Regions from separate parts of the Homo sapiens genome. Here region 2 is linked to region 1. The links are chromatin loops, found by intact Hi-C in ENCODE. Cell type or tissue: Calu3. All regions are shown on one strand.

What was found. Hi-C counts contacts between places; a loop is a spot of excess contacts. Peaks named below come from ENCODE experiments on the same cell type or tissue, not always from the same donor. Only the 100,000 strongest peaks of a DNase experiment are listed, where the experiment ranks them.
Region 2: a loop joins it to region 1, with 2.2 times the contacts of the local background. A loop is called at or near these places in 1 of 110 quality-filtered maps.

The regions. Positions count from the first base shown.
Region 1 is chr3:130,960,964-130,965,963 of GRCh38, reverse strand. It overlaps ATP2C1 (ATPase secretory pathway Ca2+ transporting 1), which reads right to left. Exons shown (of 28, transcript NM_001378687.1): 13 at 1,869-1,993; 14 at 919-1,016. Among named protein-coding and RNA genes, the nearest start is that of ASTE1, 63 kb to the left of the region's middle. In Calu3, no CTCF peak of the experiment used is centred here; a DNase peak (open chromatin) is centred at 1,923.
Region 2 is chr3:130,697,147-130,702,146 of GRCh38, reverse strand. All of the region lies in intron 13 of PIK3R4 (phosphoinositide-3-kinase regulatory subunit 4), which reads left to right. Among named protein-coding and RNA genes, the nearest start is that of PIK3R4, 47 kb to the left of the region's middle. In Calu3, a CTCF peak has its summit at 2,183 (motif pointing left); a DNase peak (open chromatin) is centred at 2,166.

The sequences.
Region 1 (5,000 bases):
AGAGACAATGTATCAATATATAATTGTTAAAATAAAGTGATTCATTCATTCATTCATTTATCGAGTATTTATTACTATGAAGCAGGCTGTGTGCTAGGCAATATAGCTCCTGCTCTCTTATAATGGGGAAAAGGGACAGAAAATTTTACCTAAGATAAGGACTAAGAGGTATGAAATGCTAAGACAACATATAACATAGGGCCACTTCTGGGTGTTCTGAAGAAGTGGGTTGGAATTAAGGTGCAAAGGATGAAGAGGCATTAGACTATCCTAAACAGTGACAAAGGCAGCAAAGTTCTTAAAGTAGGAATAATTGTGTCACATCGAAAGAACTATAAAGCCAGTATACTTGGTGCACAGAAAGCAAAGGGTAGCATATAAGGGTAGAGGAGAAAATAAGGGACAGAACATGTACGGCTTTGAGACGCCACAGTTCAGGATCCTGATCACAATGGAAAACCATTGGAGTACCTTAATTTATGGAGTGACATGCTTAAAATTTGGTTCTAAAAAGATCCCTCAAACTGCTTATGGAGTGAGGGCATCAAGAATGGAAAAAGACCAGTCAAAAAGCTTTATCAGAATGGCAGGTGAGAAATGGCGGTAACTTAAAGAAGCTGGCTATAAAGTAGATGGCTGGGAAAATTCTTTAGGAAGTCAAAATTGGTAGGATTTGATTATGGATAGATGAAGGGGTGACTGAAAGAGAGATGTCAAGGAGGAATCAAAGTTTTTGGATTGAACAAGTGTACAAGTGGAATGAGACAAAGACTTGGTAAAATCACAGAGAGAGAAAATAACTCCACTACTAATTTACAGCCCTTTTGAAGGTAAGACACTGGAACTGTTAGGAATGTTAAACACCAAGTTTCTTAAAGGGATACTGTTTTTGTTTGTTTTTAAAAACCTATAGAGTACCTCAGCATGCAGACCATCTGAAGTAAATATGTGAGTAACAGTCATTTCATTCTTCGTCAGTGTTCCAGTTTTATCTGAACAAATCACATTACAGCAGCCTAAAGAATTAAATCATTACAAGTCACCAAAAGAATCAAGGAGAAATATAGGTTCACTTAAAAAACAAATCAAAGACTAGAATCCTGTCCTACTTCTCTGAATTTTATAGAAATCAAACTCATTGTTAATTTTAGATTAACTTCTCTCATTATGCTTGTTTCAGCATAAGGTACAGTTTCTGAAATTAAAAATAAAAATTAGATGATGACATGTTCTTATTTATATACAGTTAGTTTCTACAAAGCTACTTCACATTAGCTTTATGTAATGATCTTATATAACATCTTTTCTAGAAAGTTTGGAGAGTTTCTAAATATAAACCCGTATAATTTCTTCAATCAGGATTTTTCAAGGTATTTCAGCTTCTCATATATGGAGAAGATATTAAAATACAAACTAGAAATTAAATTCAGTACATTTTTGGAGTTTCAAAGCATATTGCACATAAAGTTTTGTTACAGCAATATAACTACTGTAAATTTACTGTTCTTACAGGCAAATTCAACTCAAGTATGACATTTGGGATCTGTAATAATACATTATCTTCTTTGACATGTCACAAGAAAAAAATTCTATTAATTTTACTCCAAGATTTCAGTTGTTGTATGGATTTTCTTAACATGATTTGTGCATTAGAACATGATGTAGAAAGATTTCTCTTCAAGTCCCCTCACCTAAGGGATAGGAATTTTTAATTGCCTTTTTTGGTTGTTAAAACCATATCCAATTTTGCCATAAGCCAAACATCATTATGCAAATCTCTAAGATAAAAACTGTAAAACTCTGAGATGATTCACTATTGACATAAACTTACGCATCATTGCATAAGAATGCTCTTAACACAGACTTACCCAGAGTTTCAACAATAGGCAGCTTTTTCACAATGGCCCTTTTCTTCACCATTCTCATAACACCAAGAGCTAGCGTCACTGTGACCACAATGGGGAGACCTTCAGGAATTGCTGCTACAGCCAAACTATAACCAACATATACAAAGTATTAAAATGTAGGTTAAACAGCACTCACAGCAAAATTTAAATTGGATGTTACTTAAAGCTTAATAAAACGCAAAATTAATATAGTCAATACCTAAAAAATAAACTTCTCAAAAGGAAGAGAAAGTTAACATTTACTGGATACCTAGTAGCTGCCAGGTTAAGCACAGTGGTTAAAAAATGTAGGTTCTGACATCAAATTGCCTGGATTTGTATCCCTGGCTTCACCATCTCTTACTTGTGTGATCCTGGGCTACTTACTAATCTAGCTCTGTAGTTTACTGTCCTCATCTATAAAATACAGATAACTACAAATGTTCAAACAAAAACTCATACATGAATGTTCACGGCAACACTATTCACGATAGCCAAAAGATGGAAACAGGCCAAATATTCATCAACTGATAAATGTAAAATTGTGACATCCATGCAATGGAGTATTACTTTAGCCACAAAAAGGAATGAAGTACTAACACATGCTACAACATGAATAAACCTTGAAAACATTATGCTAAGTGAAAAAAGACAGATACAAAAGGTCCCATATTATATCATTTCATTTATATGAAATATCTAGAATAGGCAAATCCATAGAGATAGCAGATTAGTGAGTGGTTGCCAGGGACTAGGGGAAGAGGAAAACTGGGGAGTGACTGCTTAATGTGTACAGGGTTTTCTTCTGGCATGATGAAAAGGTTCTGAATCTAGATAGCGGTTAACAGTTGTAAAACATTGCGACCATACTTAACTCCACCAAATTAACTCTTTAAAACTGTAAATTTTATAATATGCGTATTTTATCACAGTTTAAAGAATTATTTCACTCGCCTTTTATAATTAAAAAATAACAAGTCTTTCTTTGTGCCATTCCAAATACTATTTCTTGATCTGCTAGAAATAAGGACATAAGCAATTTAACCCTTCATTCTACCACTGTTCCCTCTGCTGCTTCTACTTCCTAATTTCCATTACCAACTTTTTCTTTGCATAATCTAGTACATTAGCATCCTTTTCTATAACCGTAATTGACTTTTTCATGCTTTATTTACTGGTTGATTTTAAAGTTGAAAGCACATAAGCAACAACATTATTGGCTAAACAATACACACTGAAGAGTCAAGAAATATGTATTATCATTAATACTTCCTTTTCTCCTTTGGGCTACTCAAAGAGAATGTTCCTAGTTCAAATGGAATCCTTTTTTTTCTTTTTTCTTTTCTTTTTTTTTTTTTTTTTAATGCTTCCATTAAGGAAAAACAGGCATTATCACTTACAATCTAGATACAACGAATCTTTTCAATCTTTTATATTTAAGTCATCTTAGCAAAACTTTGCAGAGGAATAATTAAATTGTAAAAAAACTTCACTCTAAATTTTCATTTTAATGATAACCCAAAACTATTCCTGGACTTGAAGGCATCTATACCTGAAATGGGTAACATCTTTTGGATGCAACTAACTGCTCATCTACTGCTTTTGGTGAACTTGGAACATATTTATCTTATAAATATTGATTTCAGATTTCAAAAAATATTTCTAACAGGCGCTAGCTTATTAATCTAGTTCTTCTTTCTTGCATTTGTTCTGTCAAATTGCAACACTTCTAAAACCACTGATGGCTCCCAATTGTGTTGAAAAGAGAACAGTTATCTTCTTTGGTCCATGACTGCAAAACATTTTCAATTTTAGATTTATAAACACCAATTACAATGATGAATCCAATGAATTTTTCTACTTCTGCATAATCTATTTCCTTTTAATCACTTTTATATTCATACCAGCCTTCAGCATTTCTCCACTTAAAAGCAGTATGAAGTCAATGCTGATAAACAAGCATCATAAAAGATGAATGAAATAGGGTCATGCATTCGTTTAGCTAAAAGAGATGGTCCAGATTCTTGCTGAAAACTACTACATGATAGAGTCCTTGCTGCAGAATGATTAACTGGAAGAGAATACCTGTTTCTTTTTTGTCCTTAAAAACAGATTGCTCACTCATCAAAATTAAGGTGTTTGAGAAGATCTAGAGTATCATCATCCAAAGACTCAGTCTTGAGATTTCACTTATATTATTAATTTCACCCACATCATTACGGCCTACAGTGCTTCTATTTGGCTCTTTGCACTGATCTTCTGATTTGTCTAATAATTGTGAAAAGTCTTCTCTGTCAATTATTCTCTTTGCCATTATAGTAGAAAGTGAAAAATTCTGAATTCTCATTTTTGTTCAATGAAAGCTGTAACAAACAAACCTAAAGATTGTGCCTTTAGACTTCTTTTACACCTTCTTAAATGATGCAATACTTTAGGCAACACAATAAGAAAACTAAAGAATAAGAGAATAGTGATTATTTACTTTATTATTACATCAACCTTCTCAATGATTCCATCATTTTTCTGCTTTCTTATTGTTTTAGTCATCTTCAGCACTCTTGCAAATAATTGTTAAAATAATTCCTAGGGTGAAGAAATTGTAAAATACTTCAAGAAAGAGGAAAAATAGGATCATTAAAGGTCCCATAATGTAGCTTATACTTATAAAAGATTCCAATGGATCCATACTGCAAAACAGAATTGCAAAATAGAATGAGTTTTATTCTATTTGAAAATTTTTAAGTATCTTGTCCTTTGGAAGACCTTGAAGAAAGAACAGAAGTTATGATATGTCAATCTGTACAAACAGAACTCAAAAAAAAAAAAACCCAAATCCTCAAAAACTAAAAATGATCCAATGGATAATATGTCAATGTTTAATATCTCAAACTTATTCCCCATTTTAAATGTATTTTATATTTAACCCATGGCGTTTTTAAACACAAATTTAAACCAAGAGTTTCAAATTGCATTTTCACCCCCTCCCTTGAGAAAAAAAAAAACACATTCTTTCACTATATCACAAATATCTTTTTACTTCTTATTCATTCTGATTCCTTGTAATCTATTTGACTTTTCTTTTTGAAAGACATTGACTTTTGTTCTAATATTTGA
Region 2 (5,000 bases), 260 kb after region 1:
ATTTCTTAGAGACAGGGTCTCTTTTTGCCCAGGCTGGAGTGCAGTGGCCTGATCATAGCTCACTGTAACCTTGCACTCCTGGGTTTCAAGCAATCCTCCCGCCTCAGCCTCTCAGGTAACTAGGACTACAGGCGCATGCCACCACACCCAGCTAATTAAAAAAATTTTTTTTTTTACTTGAGAAATGGGGTCTCGCCACATTGCCCAGGCTGGTCTTGAACTCCTGACTTCAAGTGATCCTACCCTCTCAAGTCTCCCAAAATGCTGGGATACAAGTGTGAGCTACTACCTGGCCCCATTTTTTTTTAATGATTTCAAAATAAGATACAGACATCAGTATGTGCCCTCTAAAAAGTTCAGCATGCGCATCATTAACAGGATTTCAATATTTATAGCTCTTTTTTCTTCTTGATATAAAATTTGTATGCTATGAAGTACACAGATCTTAAATGAACCATTCCATGAGTTCTGACAAATAATACCACTGTATCCTGAATCCCTCTCAAGATGCAAAATTTGACCATCATACCAGGAGGTTCCCTTCTATTCCTTTCTTTTAAATCCCTGCTCTTTCCTTCCCCTGCTACTACCATTCTTTTGATTTTTTCCTAACCATTCTTAGCCTTTTTTTTTTTTTGAGACAGTCTCGCTCTGTTGCCCAGGATGGAGTACAGTGGCACGATCCTGGCTCACTGCAACCACCGCCTCCTGGGTTCAAGTGATTCTCCTGCCTCAGCCTCCAAAGTAGCTGGGACTACAGGCGTGTGCCACCACATCTGGCTAATTTTTGTCTTTTTAGCAGAGAGGGGTTTTGCCATTGTTGGCCAGGTTGGTCTTGAACTCCTGACCTCAAGTGATCCGCCCGCCTCAGCCTCCCAAAGTGCTGAGTTTACGGGTGTGAGCCACCGCACCCAGCCCATTCTTAGCATTTTAATTAGCATTTTAAGTACCTCTTCAGATAATTGTTTTCCAAGTGGTTCTTTGTTATTATCAGTTGGATTCATTGTCCCCTTTATTAGGATGGTAAATTGCAAAAACCCTGCTTGTTAGTTCTCAAGTGATTTTTATTACAGTCATACCTTCTGTATCCCAGTGTCATGCTTTAGACAGTGGTATTTTGGTATCACATTTCAGATAATATCCCCCAAATTTTGGTAATTTAGCTGACTTTATAGAATTTGGGAAGTCTGTATGGTTAGGAGACTGGATCTCCTCTGAATGCAGTTACTCTTTTGCTTTGCTGTAACACCTGCTCTCGTTTGTGGCCAGCCATGGGCCTTGGCTTGGGAAAGAGGGTAAGAAAATGCAGTGTGTCGCCCTTATCACATGCCTTTATTGACTGGTGAGGGGAGAAGGAAGCAATTCTTATTGCCAGAGCCAAGTGGGAAACAGCTGGTGGCAGGGAAAGAACAGCAAAGCTAATGTGTTTTCTTAGGAAATGTTACTAGTACATTCTGACTAAGAGGAGTTTCCCCCATGAGTGATGTTGGCAGACCATTCAGTTCCCAGTCCTGATTTTCTTACTGAATTATGACTGGTGATTTGGACTACCTAGATCTTGGCTCTGCCATTTTCTTTTTTCTTATTTGAGTTAAACTTTCAGTTTGTCTCTTTGGGACTAGTTCTTGAAAAATTGCTGTTTTTCTAAACTTTTGCACAGCTTTTTCAACTTATTTGTTTATAGTATTCTAAATTATATTTTCTATGTTTTCTTCTTGTGCTACCTTATTTCTGGCTCATTCAGCTTCTCAATTTTAGGGGAGATGGATGCATTTGGTATTCGTTGAAATTGGGGTGGTAGTAAAATATCTAAATGGAGTTCTATCACAGTGAAAACTTAAAACAATATGAGCAGTACAAAAGAAAGTTGTCAATGTTAGGGTTACATGTTTTGGAGTCACTGGTAGTGTTGAAAGTCAGCGTTTTTGAGTGGCTATGAAGTAAAGGGAATATGAAGGGCAACAAAAGCCTGATGTCTGAATCTTAGGAAGTTAAATTTTTGGAACAGGAAGAGAGGGGCAAGAAAGGGAAAGAGAAGAAACCATTTAAGTTAATATTATAAACTACAATGAAAGAGAAAACTTATGAAAAGAATATGTAGGCCTCTCTCAGTGAGACAAAAACCCTACTAGCATGAAAACCTCATAATGCCATTGATGCACTCTCATATAGTGCCCTCTGGTGGAATGCAATTGATACCTCTTTCCTGGAGGTTTTTTTACAATATATGTATCACAAGCCTTTATGATGTACATATCCTAAGGAAGTAACTAAGAATCAACTCAGATTTAGTTTCAAGACTGTTCAGATTGACTTTCTTTATAATAGCAAAAAATTAGGAGCAAACTAAAAGTTCAGCAGCAGTTATCAATGAAAAACATTGATAATTGTGTTTTTTAAAATTAGGTTTAAGAAAAGCATATGGGGTTTCTATTTTGGAATGGCAGAGTAAGGACCTCCAAAAATCTGTTCCTCCATAAAGCAATGAGAATACTGGCAAAGACTGTCAAAGTCAATTTTCTGAGAACTTTGGAAATCAGCTAACACCTTTCAGCAATCTAAAGTGGATTCAAGAAAAACACCTGACTCTCAGTAAGAATAGTGAGCCATGTCGTCCTTAACTTACTGTAATCTTATCCCCCTTTACCAGCTCTGTGGTAGTCTGGAAAAACAGCCTCACAACTATGGTAGTTATGAAAACTAGCCCCTTAGTAGACAGTGGAGGGGTCATAATGGCATTGGAGCTCCCCAAAAGCACATCTCCAGAGAATTGTCACTATTTGACCTCTGTGCCAGCTGGCTGAAAAGTTCTGTTTTCAGGGCCCATCTTTATTTGACTTGGCCCATACCTTGTTCTTTGAGAAAACTCTTACTCACAGGGCACTTGTTGAAACTAATCAGCACCATTTATTTAACATAGCAGTCATCTTGAGGTGGCATCAGCAGGCTGACAGAAAGCTTAAAAGGAAGAACTGGGTAATGAGATGTCCATATGGGCCTTTGAAAAGTTTTGATCTATTCTTGGGTCCTTATAAGACCACATGTATGTGTAGAGTTGTGCACATACCCAGGAAGAAACTGAAAAGACCAAATTCTCATGTCTGGCTGGCTTTGAGACTCTGTGCAAGCAAGAACTGAAGGCTAAAGCAGAGATGTAAAATGCTTGATGGAGTGTTGAAGGTGTGCCACAACACAAACAAAACCCTCACTTAATTGTTCAAGGCATTGAAAGAAATACCTGCCAGTTATTAGGTGATCACTTACCTAACTGAACAGAGACTTCAGTGGCCACATATGACAAGGAATACAGACTTTATAGAATTAGTGGAGGAAAGTCATTAAACAAATAGCAACACTTTGGAATCTTATTTCCAAAATTGACACGTTATATTAATTTTGAATGCACAGTTTTGAACAAAAGATTACAAGTTAGGCAAAGAAACAAGTAAGGATGGCTTATACCTAGGAAAAAACCTTACTAGACATAGATTTTAAATCAGCTATTAAAAATATGTGCAAAGAACTAAAACCATGTCTAAATATTTAAAGGAAAGTATGAGAACAGTGTCTAACCAAATAGACAATATCAATAAAGAGATAGAAATCATAAAATAGAAATTCTGGAACTGAAAAGTATAATAACAGAAAATTTGCTGGAGAACTTCAATAGCAGATTTCCACTGATAAGAGCAAAAAATCAGAGAATTTGAAGATGGTTGGTATTATCCAGTCAGAGGTACAAAGAAGAAAAGAATAAAGAAAAATGAATAGAGCCTTAGAGACCTGTGGTGCACTATCAAGCATTCTCACACATGCATAATAAAAGTTCCAGTAGGAGAGGAGAGAGAAAAGGGGACAGAAAGAATATTTGAAGAAATAATGGCTGAGAACTTTTCATGTTTGATGGAAAACATTAATCTGCACACCCAAGAATTCAATGAATTCTAAATAGGACAAAATCAAGGGAGCCATACCTGGACACATCATAAACTGTTGGAAGACAAAGACAGAATTTTGAAAGCAGAGAGAGAAAAGTGACTCATCACATACAAGGGATGTTCTATAAAATTAACAGTTGATTTTTAAGTCAGAAATGATAGAGGCCAGAAGTCAGTGTGTTGAAAGGAAAAGACTGTCAACCAATAATTCTGTGGCAGTAAAATTGTCCTTCAGAAACCAAGGAGAAATTAAGAATTTCAAGATAAATAAAAAGAGGGAATTTATTGCCAGCAGATTTTCCCTAAAAGAAATACTAAAGGGAGTCCTTTATGCTGAAATGAAAGAATATGATACAGTAACTTCAATCCATATAAAGAGATGAAGAGCACCAGTAAAGATAACATAAGTAAATATAAAAGTACAAATTATTTTTGTTTGTAACTCTTTTTACCTGCTATCTGATTTTGAAAGATGACTGCATGAAGAGATAATTAGAAGACTGTGTCAATGGGCTTATGACATGTAGATATGTAATTTGTATGACAATAGTTATACATATGAGGGAGGAGGGAAGAGACATATTAGAGCAAAGTTTTTATGTATTACTGAAATTAAGTTGGTATTAATTTGATTATTTTAAGGTGTTCATTGTATTCTCAGAGCAATCACAACTTATAAATGTAATCACAAGGCAGAGTTGGTAGAAGGGGTGAAAAAACATGATCCAACTGTATGCTATGTATGATAGACACACTTTAGATTTAAAGACATAAATAGACTGAAAGTAAAAGAATTGAAAAGATAAACCATGCAAATAGTACCTAAGAAAGAGCTAGGCCATGCGCAGTGGCTCATGCCTGTAATCCCAAGCACTTTGGGAGGCTGAGGCGGTGGATCACCTGAGATCAGGAGTTCGAGACTAGCCTGGCCAACATGGCAAAACCATGACTCTACTAAAAATACAAAAAAATTTTGCCAGGCGTGGTGGCACACGCCTGTAGTCCCAGCTACTCGGGAGGCTGAGGTGGGAGAACTGCTTGAACCCGGGAGGTGGGGGTTGC